2 separate regions of the Mus musculus genome follow, and region 2 is linked to region 1. The links are chromatin loops, found by intact Hi-C in ENCODE. Cell type or tissue: heart. All regions are shown on one strand. Links, peaks and the distances in the headings refer to the core of each region. The heading gives the core; the rest is flanking DNA. Region 1 holds the start of Gm30305 (a long non-coding RNA gene). Region 2 holds the start of Hs3st3b1 (heparan sulfate (glucosamine) 3-O-sulfotransferase 3B1).

The links. Peaks named below come from ENCODE experiments on the same cell type or tissue, not always from the same donor. Only the 100,000 strongest peaks of a DNase experiment are listed, where the experiment ranks them.
Region 2: a loop joins it to region 1, with 12 times the contacts of the local background. A loop is called at or near these places in 19 of 42 quality-filtered maps.

What each region holds. Positions count from the first base shown.
Region 1 is chr11:64,715,195-64,723,686 of GRCm38, forward strand. It overlaps Gm30305 (a long non-coding RNA gene), which reads right to left and starts at 4,064. Exons shown (of 4, transcript XR_879925.1): 1 at 3,846-4,064. In heart, for the core only: no CTCF peak of the experiment used is centred there; a DNase peak (open chromatin) is centred at 3,697; H3K27ac peaks cover 313 bases; H3K27me3 peaks cover 315 bases.
Region 2 is chr11:63,921,270-63,929,761 of GRCm38, forward strand. Hs3st3b1 (heparan sulfate (glucosamine) 3-O-sulfotransferase 3B1) reads right to left here and starts at 1,015. Exons shown (of 2, transcript NM_018805.2): 1 at 65-1,015. The coding sequence starts at 618. In heart, for the core only: a CTCF peak has its summit at 4,173 (motif pointing right); DNase peaks (open chromatin) are centred at 3,292 and 4,032; H3K4me3 peaks cover 1,655 bases; H3K27ac peaks cover 943 bases; H3K27me3 peaks cover 1,609 bases.

The DNA.
Region 1 (8,492 bases), core at 2,259-4,758:
TCACATTAGAACTGAGCTTGGCACAAAGCTGCCCTTCCACTAATTTCTCCTTTCCTGAAGACAGGACTACCATGTTATTTAGAGGACACATCTCATCCATTATACAGAAGGAAGTAACACAGCCAGCTTTCTGTGTATCAGAATTGAGGACCAGCCCAGCTGGGCTGGCAACCCTTCAATTAATTATGTTGCTAATTACTACACAGCCTGCTCATTCATCCAACATCATTCGACAAATATCTCTAACCCTCATTGATGGTGATCTTGGAGACTTTCCAGGGCTCTCTAGGGAGGACCAGTGCTGTCTTCTGCAGTGACCCATTCCAGAAGCCCAGCTGTCTCTGTTTCCTTCTTTTTCTTTCCTTCCTTCTTCCTTACATAATTCCTTCTTTTTTTCCTGGTAAGTTTTGATATATTGCCCAAGCTGGCATCAAATTTATGTGCTCAAGCAATCCTCCACTGCAGTCTCTCCAGTAGCTCTAACCACAGGCACACGCCCTCACGATAGCCAGATGTCTCCATTTGTTTGTGGTTTTCTCTACTCTCCTTCTACTGCCAAGTCAGTCTACCATATAGTTTTCCAAAAATTCTTTAGAATTCTGATCTGCTGATTAAATCTCTTTTTCCAGAACCTTCTATCCTGTAAGGACATATTACCCTGTTCCCGTTCCGCTAGTTTTTCTCCAAGGTGGAGGAGTAGAAAAGTGTGTGCAAGTGCTTAGTTTGTCATTGTGATATAGTTGTGAAGTTCTAAGTTTGATTTGTTTCTTGCTTTCTAGAATTTTCTGAATAAATTTCCAAGACAGGCATGGGCATTCCAGGATATCCAAAAATTTTGAGCACCTTTTCTCATAAACAATAGCTGGGTATAAAATTATGATCTCACTGTATTCTCATCTCAGAATTCTCTAAGTGCTGTCTCCCTGTTTCTGAAGTTACCACTGATGAAAAACTGCCTTGACTTCCGTTGGCTTGGATACTTAGATTTTCCCCACATAGCATCACATTTTACAAAGCATTTTCAGAATGTAGCTCATGTGGGTTTTTTTTCACAACCTTGTTTCACACCTCTTATTCTCATTCAATGCAGAAGAGATAACCTCTGCCCGTTTTTACTGCCTATACACTTTCTCTAAAATATCCCAGCTTCTAATAAATTTTTTCTTTGGGTACTGCACATTTCTTTGATGAAACTATAGGCCCTCTATCACCCCATCTTTAGGCTGAGCTGTCAAATAAAGTGTCATTCTCTTATGAGCTTCCAATATGCCCTTCCATACATCCTTTCAAAGTACTCAAGGAGGGGTCAAAGATTTCTGTATGTAACTTAGACACTTATTTGTTTCAATAATACTCTAACAGCTCTATCTATTTAATATACCCTTATGATTCCCTGCTGCAGGGACATGGGATAAGTTCTTCCTCATGCCTCAGCCATAGTCTACCTGGCGTCTTCTTAGGTTTCTCTACTCTTCCTGTGATATTCTCTCCTTCACCTGTACACACTCAGGCAATGCCATCTCCTCAGATGGAATTCTCTACTGTCTTTACCACTTCCCATGGGGTCTTATCTCTAACCTGGCTCCCTCATTCCAGTCCATTTAATGACTCATTAACACATTACATTCAACATGTACAATGCACAACTGGCTATTCGATCTATGTCTGAGGTTCCTTCTCAGAAAATGGCATTTAACTGTTCCAACATGGTCACCTGCTTGTCATTCTTGCTTTCTCCCACATACTCATATCAGATGGCTTGATGAATCATCTCTTACTTGCACCCATCTCATGACCATTTCTCTGGCTTAGACTACATTGGCATCCCAGAATCCTGTAGTGGTCTCCTAACTGATCTTTTTCATTAGTCTTCCTCTCCTGCTATTCATTGTCCTCATGATCTCTAGGGACTCCCGTTTTAAAAAAAAAAATACACATTAAAAAATACACATAAAGAAGCCTTTATCTTCTTATGGCATCGTCCTTACTTAGAAGTGACACTGTATTTATCCTCCTTTTCAGTTTCTATATATGGCTGAAGTGATTCATATAAACAATCCTCTCTTCTGGAAATCACTCTCTGCTTTGCTTGTGCCTTATCAGCTCAATCTTTGTTGTTGTCGTTGTTGCTGTTGATATTCTAACTTTACAGAGATGGTTTCTGTCACAACAATGGGTAGCATTTTCTTTCCATTTTTGTTATTTGAAGATTCACTTTATTTTTATTTATGTATATGTCTGTGTATGTGTGCACATGGGTATATGCACATAGATGTCATACCTGCAGAGGCTAGAAGAGGGCGTCTGAGCACCCTGGAGCTGGAGTTAGGAGTAGTGAGCCCCCCAGCGTGGGTACTGGGATCTGAACCTAGGCTCTCCATAAGAGCAGCGAGTGCTTGGAACTGCTGGCTCATCTCTCCAACCCCGGCCCTTTGGTTTTGAGACTTTATCCAGGCAGTTACTTCAGCCTGGGTGACAACTTCCCTTCTCACCCATCAAGCCACATTTTTCTCCTAATACCTACATACTCTTCAAGCTGGCAAAAATGATGATTTCTGGAAAGTCTCCACTGATTCTCCCCAAGCCAATCAACACTGCCTCTGGCAGCCTTTCCCTTCTGGTACAGCGCTTTACACAGTGAGCTCTTGCGTGTGTTCTGCCTCTAAGGTAGACTCTGCTGCCTTCTACTTCAGTGATTGTTTGGTGTGCTATGGCAAGCTATCATCAGGCCACATCTGTCTCGACAGTTTAAAGTGTATATATCCAGTCTGCATTTGTCTGTAGACAATCCCCTAACTTCAACTCCAAACCATTTTGTAACTGCTACCCTGGTTCCATAGAGCTTTTCAACTTTGATAAGAAAACCAGTAAGAAAATTTCTCTCCTTTCCCTTCCCTTCCCTTCCCTTCCCTTCCCTTCCCTTCCCTTCCCTTCCCTTCCCTTCCCTTCCCTTCCCTCTTTTATTCAACCTCTCCTCTGGTCTATTCACCCTCATGGATGCACTCTAAGTTCTGTTTGAGGCATGTTAACTCTAATTTAAAAATCTCTCAGCTGTAAGAAAAGAGAAAGAAAAGAAATCCATTTTCTCTTTGCTGAAATTGAGATCCACTGCTAGTTGTAGGAAGGGCAATCAGGAGAGTTGGCCTTCAGCATTTGGCTGTCCTTGGGTTCAGACCTATGTTCTTCTACCCTGTTTCCAACCCTGATCTGTGTAGATCATGAGCAATGAGCTTGTTTGCCCTGCTGTGTGTGATTTCAGGCTGCTGAGCTGTTATCAAAGGAACGTTTGCAACTGGTGCTTCTCCAGGGCCCACACTTAAGTCACTGTCTTAAGGTTACAGGGGTCTCTGTCAGGTGTCCTTCACCTCCCACTGCAGCCCTGACATCTCCTGCACCGACAGACACTGGCCTCCCTATTTGCCCCTTCACTCTGAACTGTGAAAGTGCTTAAGGTTCTAAAATGCAGTTAGCAACCATCAATAACTCCTAAGTCAGGTAGAAGTCTGTTCATTCTTAGTCGTTTAACTGAGAACTTAAAATCATCTTAACCCATTTAGGAAAAAAACATAATCTTACATTAATGGCACTTATCTCATTCCTAGTATGCCACAAATTATGTAATTCCTGTGTGTGAGAAACTTGAACAGCCCACGATGCCTTTACATTGGGGCTCCCCCTACTGGTCAGCAGTGGGCCTGTCTGAGGAACCACTCCTCTGGAGGAGAACCCGGAAGCTTCAGCAAAAGCCCAGAGGCTGGACACTAAGAAAAAGGGGGAACCCAACTGGGGCTGGACACCAGGAAAAATGAGTGTGCCTGGGCTAGGTTAAAATGTTTTTATCTTACCTGGTTAATTCAAAGGTCTAAGTGCCCTCAGCATTTCTTAGTGATCTGACAAAGAATTTGCACCTATCAGTTCCTGTTGGAGCCCATGGATGGTCTAACCTTGGTCTGGACTCTGAAAGAGCAGTATAGGAGCCTCCAGAGAAAGAAAGGATTGAGGATACACGGAGAGGAGAGTACTGACTGCCGATTGTAACTGGCTGCTGCCCCTGGAGTCGAGAGGCTGGATCAACCCGTACTTATGAGCAGAGCTCTCTGGGAAAAACACGCGCGTGTTTCTCACGTTCCTTAAAGGAGATAAATTGAGACAATTTAATACCCAATCAAATCTTAATGATTTTACCTTCCATACTGTGCACGATAACTTCAAAGCTGTAGTCTAGTCAGTATATTTTGACTTGAAATTTGGTATTATGAAGTTTAGACCACAAGAAGGTATAGGCTAGTGGCCAATGAGATGGCTCAGAGGGCAAGGATGCTTGCTGCCAACCCTGAAGACCAAATTCAATCCTTAGAGCCCATATCGTGGGTAGGTAGAACTGAGCCTGGCAAGTTGTCCTCAGCCCTACCTTCATATTGCACACAAATAAATGTGGAAACAAATGTTAAAGAAGGGGGCATGCTGTTTAGGATCAAAAGCTTTGATGAGAAATAGGAGAATAAATCTCTTCCCCGGGCTTGTGGTGCTCTCACCATAAATGGTTTCTAAATCTGACCTTTATTTTCCAAGTTACCTCAGGCGACAAATCCAGAGAGTAATTACGATGTGTGTGTGCATGCGTGCACACACTATTTCAATAGTCATTGCTCTGTATGTACACAGATGTGTTTCCATTTGAGATTGCCATCAAAGTGTCATTAAGAAAATGCTTTAGAAATTATTAATTAGCTAAAATAATGTTTTCCTTGCATCAAATGGACAGGGATGTCGCCTAATTATCCTTTTGTTGTGGGTTAAATGCTTAGCAGTTTCCCTTATGTGAATTGGGCAAAGCCACGATTTTTCCTCATAAGCCTGCTCATTCAGTCTTAGATTGTCCTTTCATTTCACTTGAGACTTAACTGCGGATTAGGCCTCTTCAGAAAATATGAATATTTGAAAGAGCATTGGAACATTTCCACAGGACTGGGAGGTAACAACATTTAAAGGACAGAGTACATTGTTTTAAGCATTTTAGATTAAAGTGAGCTATCTTCGGACACATAAGCTGTAGACAAGTGACCTTTGTCCCACCTTCCCTTAGGCTAGCTGACACCCACAGCCCTGGAGTCTCTGTCTTATGGATATTTTTCAAGGAATATACTTTAGTCCTCTTTGGCTGTGCCTTATGCCCCTTCCAGTCAGTACAGTTAAAGTGAGAGATGCACAACCCATCTAAGTGTGGTGGAACACAGGAGTTGCAATCCCCGGACTCAGAAGGCAGAGAGGTTAAAAGTTCAGGGCCAGCCTGGACTGCTCAATCTCACACAACAAACAAACAAAGCTAACAGCACGAATCTCCTCTTCCTCTTAGCTGGGATGCAGACTGGCCAGTGAGAACAATTCCCAGAGTTTTGTGGCTGTGAATACAAAGGCAAGAAGGAGATGTCCTTTCTTACTTTGGAGCATCTCTGGGAGGCAACCAGGGTGTCAGCAAATAGTAATTGTGAACAGAGATGACACTGAACTCTGGCTGAGAAATGTAGGAACCAAGTATTTGAAGGAGGCTCAGGGTGAACCCGGTTTAGGGCTACATCTCAGCCCCACAAAGTGTCTTTGTTAGGGAGAGTGTGTGGATTTCTATCATTTGCTTTAGAGACACAGTTCCAACTAGTTACTAATAGAAATTTTGATAATAATGTGATTTCTATTTTTCATTCTGCTAACACTGTGTGTTCCATTTATGAATCTGTCTGTGTTGAAACATCCTCACATTACAGAGATAAAGCTTATTTGGTCATGGGACATGACTATTTTCATATACTGTTGAGTTCAGCCCTCTAGACTTTCACTGAGAATTTCTAATGTTTATGTTCACCAGGAATGCTATAGGAATCAAAATCTCAAAGTACCAACACTAAAACAGATCTGTTATCGATCTGTTATCTATCTATCTATCTATCTATCCATCCATCATCTCCCTATCCATCTATTTCAAACCTGTCATTCATCATAAATACAACTTTTATTTGTTTACTGTACTTTTAATAAACTAGAGAATGATAAGAACTATAGACATCTTTTAAAAAAAGAAATTTCAAAGCCTGAATCTTAAAGCCAGGGCATCAGAGTCCGCCCGGTGAGATGCACACCTAAGAGATCACTCCTGTCATATGAAGAAGCTGAGGGAGAGGAGCTGGGAATACCTGTGGGCCTTGACCTCCTCTGAATGTCAGAGTTGGAAACTAGATACATCCCAACATCCAATGATGTGACATCCATTGAACTATAGTCATGTTGAGCATTTCCAGTCAAGAATCTCCTCATACAGATCGAGCTAGGATGACATTCATTTTTGTTAAGCTCCTGTTATTAACAGATTATCCGTTGTTCTGGTATTTATTGCTCGAGTCTGATTTAAGGTGGAGGAACTCTGAAGAAATGATGAGGGCATAGCTGTTTAGACTAGAAGTGAGGTGCTTCTCCCATGCACACAATATGTGTTCTCCTTTGCCTTCTCTGTATTTCTCAGCTCTCAATCCTAGATGTTAAAATTCCACTGAAGAGACCCAGGGAAAGCACAGAGCTTAGGAGATAGCCTCTCACCTTCATAGACCACAATGTCTTTTTGTTGAGCAAAATGAAGCTTGACCCAAGAGGAAATACTCTGAATAACCCAGTAGGCAGGCTGGCACTGCCAGGGGCCATTTGACTATTGTTACTGCATCTGAAAATCAGGACTGTTGAGTTTCTGCAAGTAATCCCTCCTCGCGTTTCAGTACTATCGTATTTAATACAGTCCCTTGCTTCAGAGAAGGAAACGCTCTCGCTAATATGGGGATTCGCCCTGAGGCTCTGCCAAGTCTTCAATATAAAGTACCCGTTTGTGAGGCATCAATCTAAACAAGGAATTCCAAACATGTTCATAGTACTTGAAATTCAAGCAAATACAGATTGGCAAGATTATTATTCTGATATTCTTTTTGACCGGCTGCATTGTTCTCTCAAAGAGCTGCCGTGAAGGGGAAGTTTTAACAGGTTGATCGTCCTTTATTTCAAATGCCTGAGACCCAAATTGTAGATCTCTTTATTTTGGAACATTTTCTTCTCCACAATGAGATATCTCAGGGAAGAAATCCAACCCAAACAGGAGGTTCAATTATGTTTTACATAGGCCTTACCCATGAGGGCTGGATGCAATTTCATCAAATGGCTTGGTCTTCCTGGGCTTTGACTGGCATCTGCCAAGTGAGGTCAGGTACAGAAATTGCCTCTTGTGGCGTCACGCCTGGTGAAGACGCTTTGGATTGTGAGCATTTCTGATAGCAGACTAGGGCTGCAGAATGTAACTAGAAAATGGAAAGGAACCTTGAATGTGGCTTTGAGCTTTCTTCTTTAAAGCTGATATGTTCTGTATTTTATTGTCTTTCTGCCCTTTTACTCAGAGGATGGTTTGTGGGGGGGAAAGCCTTCAGGGAAGCACTGTCTCCCTGTCTCTGTATTTGCTCTGGTGTTCAAACAGCGGCACTCCCCAGACATTTAAAGCTGTGCTTTTCTTCCAGAAAATAGAATAGAGTAGATTCTTTAACATTACTTGAAATGTCAAAACAAATGCAGCAAATGAGAACAAGTAAGCAATTTTAGTATTAGGGAAGCCTTCTCAAACCACACTCCCTGACACTGTGCCTCTCCCTGGGGCTGTCTGTTGGGCACAGCCAGCTGGCTGTACTCAGTGAGTTCTCCTTCGCTGAGCAGCAAGATCTCCCTAAGGAGTAGTCAAGCCCATAGCCCCGAGGTGGCTAAACATTTATTTTCTATATACATTGATGACCACACAGCTGCATTCTATACTAGAGAGCAGAACACAGACCTTCCAGCCAAACACTGAACAATCAACTCATTCAGGAGTGGGCTCTTCCTATGAATGCATGAGAAAGTCCTCCAAGGCTCCTCGTGGTTATTAATAGGCGATAAAGAACTCTGAAGGGCACGGTTTTCTGTTCGTGCATTCATTATTTTGAGTTTAGTTTTCTAGTCTTACAGTGTGTAAGCAGCGAAAAACTGAGCTGCCTCTCATCCTGGATTTTTTTTTTCTTCAAGTATCTGATCCCCCTGTTCCCACCCCTACCCCCATCTCCTTAAAGTCTGACACAAACCATGAGGGCAAATACTATAGATGAGGTGATGGGCAAGTTGGAAGAAACAGAGATTGTTATCTGAAGATTTCCACAGAGGCCCCAAGCTGGGGCTGGGATGTTTTAAGAATTTCCCATGAGCTTGTCAGACTGGCTCCACGCTGACCTCAGCTCTTCAAGAGTTCTACACAACATTCCTCATCTTTGATGGGACACGGGCAAGTGGGGAAGAAAATATATGGCATGCTACTAAGAGCAGCGACATGATCGAATTTGTGTTAGGTGGAGCTTTTGTGTGTTGAGGAGAAATGACTCATAAGCTGACCAAGAAAGAACGGTTTGTAAGGATTCGTTCACGTCCTCATCTCTACAGAG
Region 2 (8,492 bases), core at 2,923-5,422, 790 kb before region 1:
CGGCCGGTGGGGGCTCACGGTCGGGATCACGGCCGGCGCAGCGGCCCCTGGAGAGGAAACTCACCGGTACCAGGCAAGACCCTTGTGGTAGCTGCGGTCGAAAAAGTGGGGCTCGGCGCCCACGGCGCGCACGTCGGGGTGCACGCGCAGGAACTCCAGCAATGCCCGCGTGCCGCCCTTCTTCACCCCGATGATGATGGCCTGCGGCAGCTGCTTGCTCCCAGCGCCGCTGAAGAAGCTGGAGATGGGACTGGGGGAGTCCGGCGCCTCTGGACTCTGCTCCTCCTGGCTCCCAGCGCCTACTGTCTTATCCTTGCCTGCAGCCAGCGAATTGGCCGGAGGTGCCCGGAAGGGCATCTTAGGGGATGTCTCATTCGGAGCTGTGACCAGGGCTGGCTGAGCGTGAGTAGCGCGGGACCCCGAGCCCAGGAGCAGCAGGCCGGGAGCGGCGGTACAGGAGCCGGCGCACGAGTACAAAAACATGTACAGCCAGATGCAAAGCATGGCGAAGAGCAGCGCGAGCTTCCTCCTCACCGGCGGCGGGGGCGGCGGCGGCTGCGGCAGGAACCGGCCCGGGACATCGAGACAGGACCGGCCGCCGCTCAGGCGCTGCCCCATACGCGGCCCGCGGGCGCGGCCAGGGGCATGGCTCAGCACATGGCAGGAGTCCCGCCGGAACAGAGAGCACCGCGACGGTCCCCTGCCACTTTGAGCCCGGAGTGATTCGGTTTATTGCCCTCCTGCGCGCGCGGCTGCCGAGGCTGCGGCTCTTCCCCGGGTGGCGGCGGCGGTTGCAGCGGCGACGGCTCTTGACATGATGCCCACGAGAAGCCGGGGTTGGAAAGCTAAGTCCAGGCGACGGGAACTGTGAGCAGACGCGCTGTCAGTTACGCTGTGCCCCGCACTCAGTAACTCTGGACGGGGCGCACGACAGCTCGCCGGGGCTGCCTCCTCGCAGCCAGGAGATTGAGAGCAGCCCCGGCGCTTGCCCGCTGAGGCTGCGGCGGAGAACTGCGCAGGAAGAGAGCCCAGCACTGAGGTGGAGTGGGCGGTCCCGGCCTTCCGAGTGACGGGCTGCGCTACCTACCAGGAGGCGCGAGCAGCATGCAAATGCCGGAGCTTCACCCAAGTCGAAACAGCCAATCGTCTCTCGGAACGTGGGGGTGTGGAAAGGGTTCGCGAAGGGGGGTAGAGCAGTATGGGGTTGCTATTGGCTTCAGAATTCAAGGGGCGGGTTCAGGGAGGCGAGGCCATCGGCTGGTGACAGGAGCAGATGGTGAGGATGCTGGAGTGACCCAACGCTGAAAGAGGTCCCACCCGGTTGAGTGGCGCTCTCTTATACACGCGCGCTTTTCCACACTCGCTTCTGAGGCCAGTCTTGGCTATAGTTGCCTATGTGACAAAGATGCCAGTCCTCATCCAAGGGTCCCGCCATCCGGCTCCTGAGTGTAAAAGCTGCAGAAAAGAGACAGGGATGGAAGAGGGAAAGCCGACCAGACGTGTTTCCAGCCCCACCCGCAAACCCAGTTTCATAATCGGGGCTCAGGGAAGGGCCTCCAACAGACCCTGATTTAGGAAGTTTAAGTAGGGAAAACCTCGGCGGAAGTCACTAACTTTCCCGCTCTCTCAATATTGTCCAGAATGGTCTCCCTGTGCCTGGCGCTTAATAGGGACAGACGTAAACACTATCTCACTCTTTCCAAACTCTCCTGAAAAGGCCTGGGGGGTGAACAGAGAGAAGGAAGGTTGTTTAGTTTAAAGACACTAGTTGAAACTTAAAGTCACATGTCGGAGTTTTATATGGGTATCTGTTCCTTGGCATCATTAATTTGATAGATGTTCTAACTTCTTTCTCTTGAACAAACAATTAAGCCGGCATCCGCCCCTGCTTAGAAGATTGGTTGGGTTTCTGACCTATGACTCTGTACTGAATCCTAGGCGTTTTCCCCCAATAACTTTTTTTTAAGTCGAATGTTGATATGGGGTAAATTCAGGAGTAGTGACTAGCACTTATTTAATGGTGAAAATCCACTCCGAGGCTTCCTTGTTTCGCACCTTTGTCCAGGGGGGCGGCCCGGAAAGGGGTCTTCTCAGAAACTGTCAGCTCTGGTGAGGGAAGCTCGGGCGCTGATGCCTGGCCAAATTTCTGCGCTGGCGATCGGAGTTAGGAAAGTCGGGATGGGGACGTTCACCCAAGTGGCGGCTTGAGAGCCTTTCGGTGCCTGGAATCCATTTTCCGCAAGACCGAAAGGCCTCCAACGCCAGGCTGCGTGCGGTTCCGGGACAGAATTTTCATTCCTTCCGACCCCCGTGCAGGCCGCGGGGACGCAGGAGGTGACTCACTCTGCGGCCACAGGCGCCTTGCACTTCCCGGTGGGCACCGGCGGGCGAAGCGGAACCGATCTTATCCTTTCTCCCTTTACTCAACTATTTGAGACAGTGTGGGGGTAATCAGAGTGCATACTGTCTCCCTCCCGGAATTAATGTCCCCAAGTGCCCAGAGCTCTTGCTGCTCCTCCACGGTCCGGCTTCCGGACGGTAGAGCCAAGCTAAAAAAGTAGGTTTGAGTTGTGCACCTCGGATTTGAAGTGCATCCTAGCCATAGCGGTGACCAAAGATGACAGAGCGGCCGCCACCGGACCTCTGCGCTCTTGCTATACTCTTTTGACATCCCTATGTGTCTAGCCCAAGACAATTTCCTACAAAACGGTTGAGAGGGAAATCATTTAGTCGGAGGACACTTTTCTTTCTTCTCCTTTATTGCAGCTGTTAGGATTTCTAGGGTTTCCACACCCCTCCCCACCGCCGTCGCTGAGATGTGGGTTCTTCGAAGTGATTTAATAGTCCTCATTAAAAAAAAAAAAAAGTTAATCAGTCAATGTAGGAACAAATGCATCTCTGAGCACTAGTCCGGCTTTTTGTTTTCAGTTCGAGAAGGAAAGATCAGGGTCTCCGACCGGCGCCTTTTCAAGTTCTCGTTATTTAGATGGGAAGGAAGTTGCTGATTTGAAAGTGGTGAATTGCAGTTCCCACGTGGCTCCCTGAAGGCCTGACTACGTGTAAATAGAAATGGTCCCTGTCCTGTGGGTTAGCAAAGGCCATTAAGTGAGCGATTACACATCGAGACCACCGGATATATTTGGAGTCTCTTTTTCCGGGGGTGGAGGGAGGAAGCCAACGAGTGGAAGCAAAGACGTGGGCGTCGGAAATTGCCAAAAGTGTGGCGCTGAGCTGAGCGCCTAAGGGCTAAATCGCAGCCTGGCCTACTAGGTCCGGTTGCGGAGAACAATAGGGGAGTTCTCTCTATGCCCCAAGCCAGGGCCTCGGCCGTCCAAGGTCAGCGGGTGGGCGGGGTCAGAATTTGCAGTTCGGAGCAAGTTGCAGGCTGCGACTGCACGCTTTGGTCCTTTGGCCTTCAAACTCCCCAGGAGCTATCCTGGAGTGACTTGGGAGTTACTCCTGTGCCATAGCTTCCCTCGTTCAGACCTCAGCAGATGCCATTTCTTGCTTGGCCTTACACACCAAATGCGAAGCCTGAGATTCGATCTTGGGCAGAGCTGATGCCAATCTGACTGGAACCCCCTACCTTTATCTATCGTTCCTGGGTATCCAACAAGTGCTACCACCAGAACCAGAAAAAGAAAAAAAAATGCCCTCCAATAAACTTATCCACAATGCTTACTCTTTGGAAAATATGTTAAGGGGAGAATTCAGCTTCAGCACACCTGAGGTTTATGTCTTATTTGGGTTCGTTTATTCATGGTTACCTAATGAGAGCGAGTACCCAGTCTAATCTGCAAGGCAGTGGTGGTCCTTGCCTTCTTTCCCTGGGTCCTGTAGCTAGCAACCTGTTGTGACTCCAAACTTTCTAAAAAGGAATGGCCTGAGCTAAGATTCCAGCAGAACACGCTCTCCGGCTTCCATCCTAGCAGCTGCGCCTGACCCGCCTCCTTTCTGATGGCTTCGCCCTCCCATCCCCCGCTTGTCCCGGCGGAACGGCAGAGAAGGCATTTCCTGGGCGGCCTGAACCGGTGGCCCAGAGCCCCAGTTCCTGCCACCGGAACCCTCTGCATTGCCCGCTGCCAGCTCTGCCGCCCCTGGAACTGAGCAGCTGCGAGCCGGATCTGGAGGGACTGGCTGTGAGCGCGGCCGCGGGTACCCTGCCCGCCCACCAGGGAGCGCTCCGACCTGCGCTACTGCTGGACTGTTGGCTGCGGCAATCTGGTTTCAGCAGAGCGGGGCGGAGAGGCTTCAACTTTGGCTTAGATTCGGCACCTAAGGCTGCTGGCGCCTCCTGGACGTCACAGGCGCCAGTGTCCTCTCTGTTTCCCCAAAAGGCTATAGGCGCCGCAGCCTAGAAGCTAAGCATAGGATGGGGAGGATGGGTAAGGAATTCCTGGAGATGGCGGTGGGGGGTAGGGGTGGAGGCAGTGGCTGACCAATAGGCTAGAAAAGCTTCAGTCCCCAAGTCCCACTGTGAGAGGCAACATCAGCCCCCACGGAGAGCTGAGCCTGGATTCTGAGTAAATAAAGTCTGGGGTCTTTGAGTGACTCAGCTGCCAGCCTCGCTAGGGATGCGAGTTCTCATTTCATAAGGGGGGAAAAAAAGTGTGATGCTCAGATTGAATTTATGACGTGAGGGTTAAGTGATGCGCTGATTCCGTAGTTTTCCTGCACCATGAACAGCACCCTGGGCCGGGGTCCTCCCCGCCCACCCTACCCTGTACCCTGGAGACCTGGGCAAGGCATGGGAAGTGAGAGAACCCAGGAATTTCCTGAGCCTTTCAGGATGGATGTTTCCCTGCTCTGGAAGTCACAGTTTCTGTCAGGATGTCCTCTAGCTATAGCTTGGTTGTCAGCAGGCCCTACCAGGAGGTCTTCTCAGGTGGAAGACCTTCACAGCTGGGACTCTCCGGCTGATTAAAGAGTTCTGTGATTATACTTTCGTCAGGCCTCCCAGTTGGAAGGAGTGATTCTTCCCGTGTGGACACTGACCTGTGCTCCAGCAGATCTGCACTGCTTCTATAATCTGCCTCCCTGCTACCTGCCTGCCTGCGGGACTGGTCAAAGTCAAAGTCAAGTCGCTCTCCTGAGCCGCAGAAGATCAGGCCATAGATTTGTCTTCAGCCCTTCCTCTTAGAAGCAGACCCTCCCCACATATAAACACACACACACCATCATCATCATCGTCATCATCATCATCATCATCGTCCCCACCACTTCTGTCTTCGGTTCTCCCGGGGATGCCCTTCACTAATGGATGGACAGAAGTCTGAAAAAAAAAAAAAAAAAACTAATCTCATTTAATTTTTCCACTAGAAACTTCCTATGGAGACAAAGTTGTGCTACAACCCTACTATGTGTCTACAGGACACCCAGCTCCCCACTGTCTAAAACAAGCTTTCTTTATTTGTTTGTTTGGCTTTTGTTTGTTTTGTTTTGTTTGTTGAGACATGGCCTCACTAGGTATGTAGTCCTGGCTCTCCTGGAACTCACTCTGTAGACCAGGTTGGTCTTGAACTCACAGAGATCCTCCTGCCTCTGCCTCTTGAGTGCCCGATTTAAAAAAGTGCGAGGGGGAGCTTTAACACTCTACAACAAGACAAGGGTTTCTGGAACATCTCTGAGACCACATGGACGGCAGGGCATTGAGCTTCTCCAACAGGTCCGCCTTGCCTTCTGTCCCTGCTTTCACTGTAGAGGAAGCTGCGGGCTCCCTGGAGCGAGCCCAGTAAGCACTTTCTAGCCCAAGGATATCTCTTTCCCAACAACCAGCTGAGAGCAAGCTATTCATCCAGCTGCCTTTTCTGATTGCAGAGTCCCTATAGAGAGAGAGCAGTGGGGCGGGGCTTAAGGGCGGTCCTGTCACAGGGCATCCTCTGCTGATTGGCTGAAATCATGTCTGCTCCAGAGCCTCCTATGGGGTCAGGAAAGGGTGAAAGGTGTGGACCCATGTCTCAATTCCACTTCTGCCCTCTGCCCAAACTTGCTTCCTGACCCTTCTGCAGTTGGGGAAGGGTGAACAGGGCACCTGCACACTTCACGGGACCCATCTGTGCCTACCATTTCTGGCATGGTTCATACCAGCAACCCCGGCCTATTCCTATACGGTTTCCACAGCAATATCTGTGTACAGTTTCTATCCTCGCACCTGTTAGTTCATCTGTGTCGAACTACCTTTACTTGTTAAGGATGGAAAATCACATAGCTCCTGAAAAAGTAAAAAGTCAAATGTACAAGAAATATAGATTATGTCTCTTTCAGAACCAAACCAGACACAGCCATACTTGCTAAGTACACAGTCTAATACAGTTCTCTACATGTATTTTTTATGTGTTTGAATGTTTTGCCCGCATGTATGTACATGTACCATGTGGGTGCCTGGTGCCCACGGAAGTCAGAAGAAGGCAACAGACCTCCCGGAACTGTGGATAGAAATAGTTATGAACCACCATGAGGGGGCTGGGAACAAGCAACAGGTGTTTTTAATCGCTGGTACATCTCTCCAGCCCTGCACTTCATTTTTAAAAGCTGGGAGTATTAAATAGCAACTCTACCCTGACATGGGTGACCATGGCCTATCAGTTTGTGTATATAGGTAACTTCAGTGCTACACTATTGTTACGGTTGATGGCCAGTATTGATAGGGTATTAACTAAAGACCCACAGTTTGCATTAGGCTTTGGCCTCAGTGTAGAACATTCTGTGAGGTTTGACAAGTGGATAATGGCAAGAATCCATCATTATTAAGAACCTACAGAACAGGTTCCTGCCCTAAAAGACCAGTATTCCGACACTGCCCTCCTTCATGAACTTTTAACGTCTTTATAATTTCTTTTTTTTTTTTTCTCCCCAGATGTCACTACAGGGGCTTCTGTGTTTTCCTGAGCATCAGTACCTAACCCTATGTCATTAAAGATGCATGATCTTGGGAGCTGATGGAGCCATGAAGCTTCAGCCTCATGGCCCCTCCCCCATCTCTCTGGCCACTTGAGATATAGCATCACTCCCTCCAGAGGAGAAAGCAATGAGGCCCCACTGTAAGAGGACACCCACCAGACTCCTACCAGTGCCTCTGCTTCCGAATGGTTCCACCACCTAATGATGAAACAAATCATCGTAACTTGAAGTCACTAACTTGAGGCTTTACATTCATTCATTCATTCATTCATTCATTCATTCAGGGGTAGTATGCACACGTGCCGTAGCATTCATGTGGAAGTCTGAGGACAACTTTCAGGAATTGGTTCTCTCCCTCTTCCATGTGGGTCCCAGGTATCATATCTTGGTTCTCATGCCCAGCAGCTAGCATCCTTACCCTCTGAGCACTGGGCTTTGAAGTCATTGAATTTTGAAGTAGCTGAAAACTGGAACAGAGCATACCCTCAAGTATAGAAGAAACTTTTTTTTTTTTCAAATTATTTGTCTCACGTAAATGTGATCTCAGGGGTGTATGTCTGACACGGCGCTCTGTCCTTCATTTCCTTCTATCTACCTATAAAACTCTTCTGTTTAAAGGATCAAATCTTCAATTACGGTGGACTGTTTTTCAAAGGTTTATTTTATTTTAATTTTATGAGTATGAGTATTTGCCTGTATGTATATGTACAGTGTGTCCAACAGAGGCCACAAAACGGTGTCATGGAGCTGGCCCTACAGACACGTATAAGCTGCCATGTGGGTATGGGGACCTGAACTTGAGTCCTCTCTGAGGGCAGTCAGTGCTCCTAGCTACCCAGCCATGTCTCCAGCCAGTGGCCGTATCACCAGAATGGCAGCTCTCTGCATTCATTCTGTTCTACTTGCTCTATTTACTCTTGCATTTTTTTTATTTTTTTAAAGATTTATTTATTTATTTTATGTATGTGACTGTACTTACTGTAGCTGTACAGATGGTTGTAAGCCTTCATGTGGTTGTTGGGAATTGAATTTTTTTATGACCTCTGCTGGCTCTGGTCAACTCCACTCGCTCTAGTCGTCCTCACTTGCACCGACCCAAAGATTTATTTATTATTATACATAAGTACACTGTAGCTGACTTCAGACGCACCAGAAGAGGGTGTCAGATTTCATTACGGGTGGTTCTGAGCCACCATACAGTTGCTAGGATCTGAACTCAGGACCTTCGGAAGAGCAGTCAGTGCTCTTACCCGCTGGGCCATCTCAACAGCCCTATTGTTGCGTTTATTTCATGTGCATCTATAGCAGCTGGGTGGTTCTTTTTGCTGGCCCTACTTAGGTACTCCCTCACCTGTGCTGCTGAGAGGCCACACCCTCCTGGGCTTAAGGGCTTTCTTGCAGAATGTATTACTGTATTTATTAGTCACAGTTCTGCTTTCTATGTCTCCTCTTTCTGCTAGGTCCCCTGCTTTGTTCTGTCTTCCCTGGGCCCCTCAGTGGGGATACCTCCTGCTTACTGAGGCTGTGCCCTGCAGCGGGGTAGTCCTGAGTCCAGGGGCAGCCTCTGTTGCTGTGTGCCTTTGGGAAGGCAG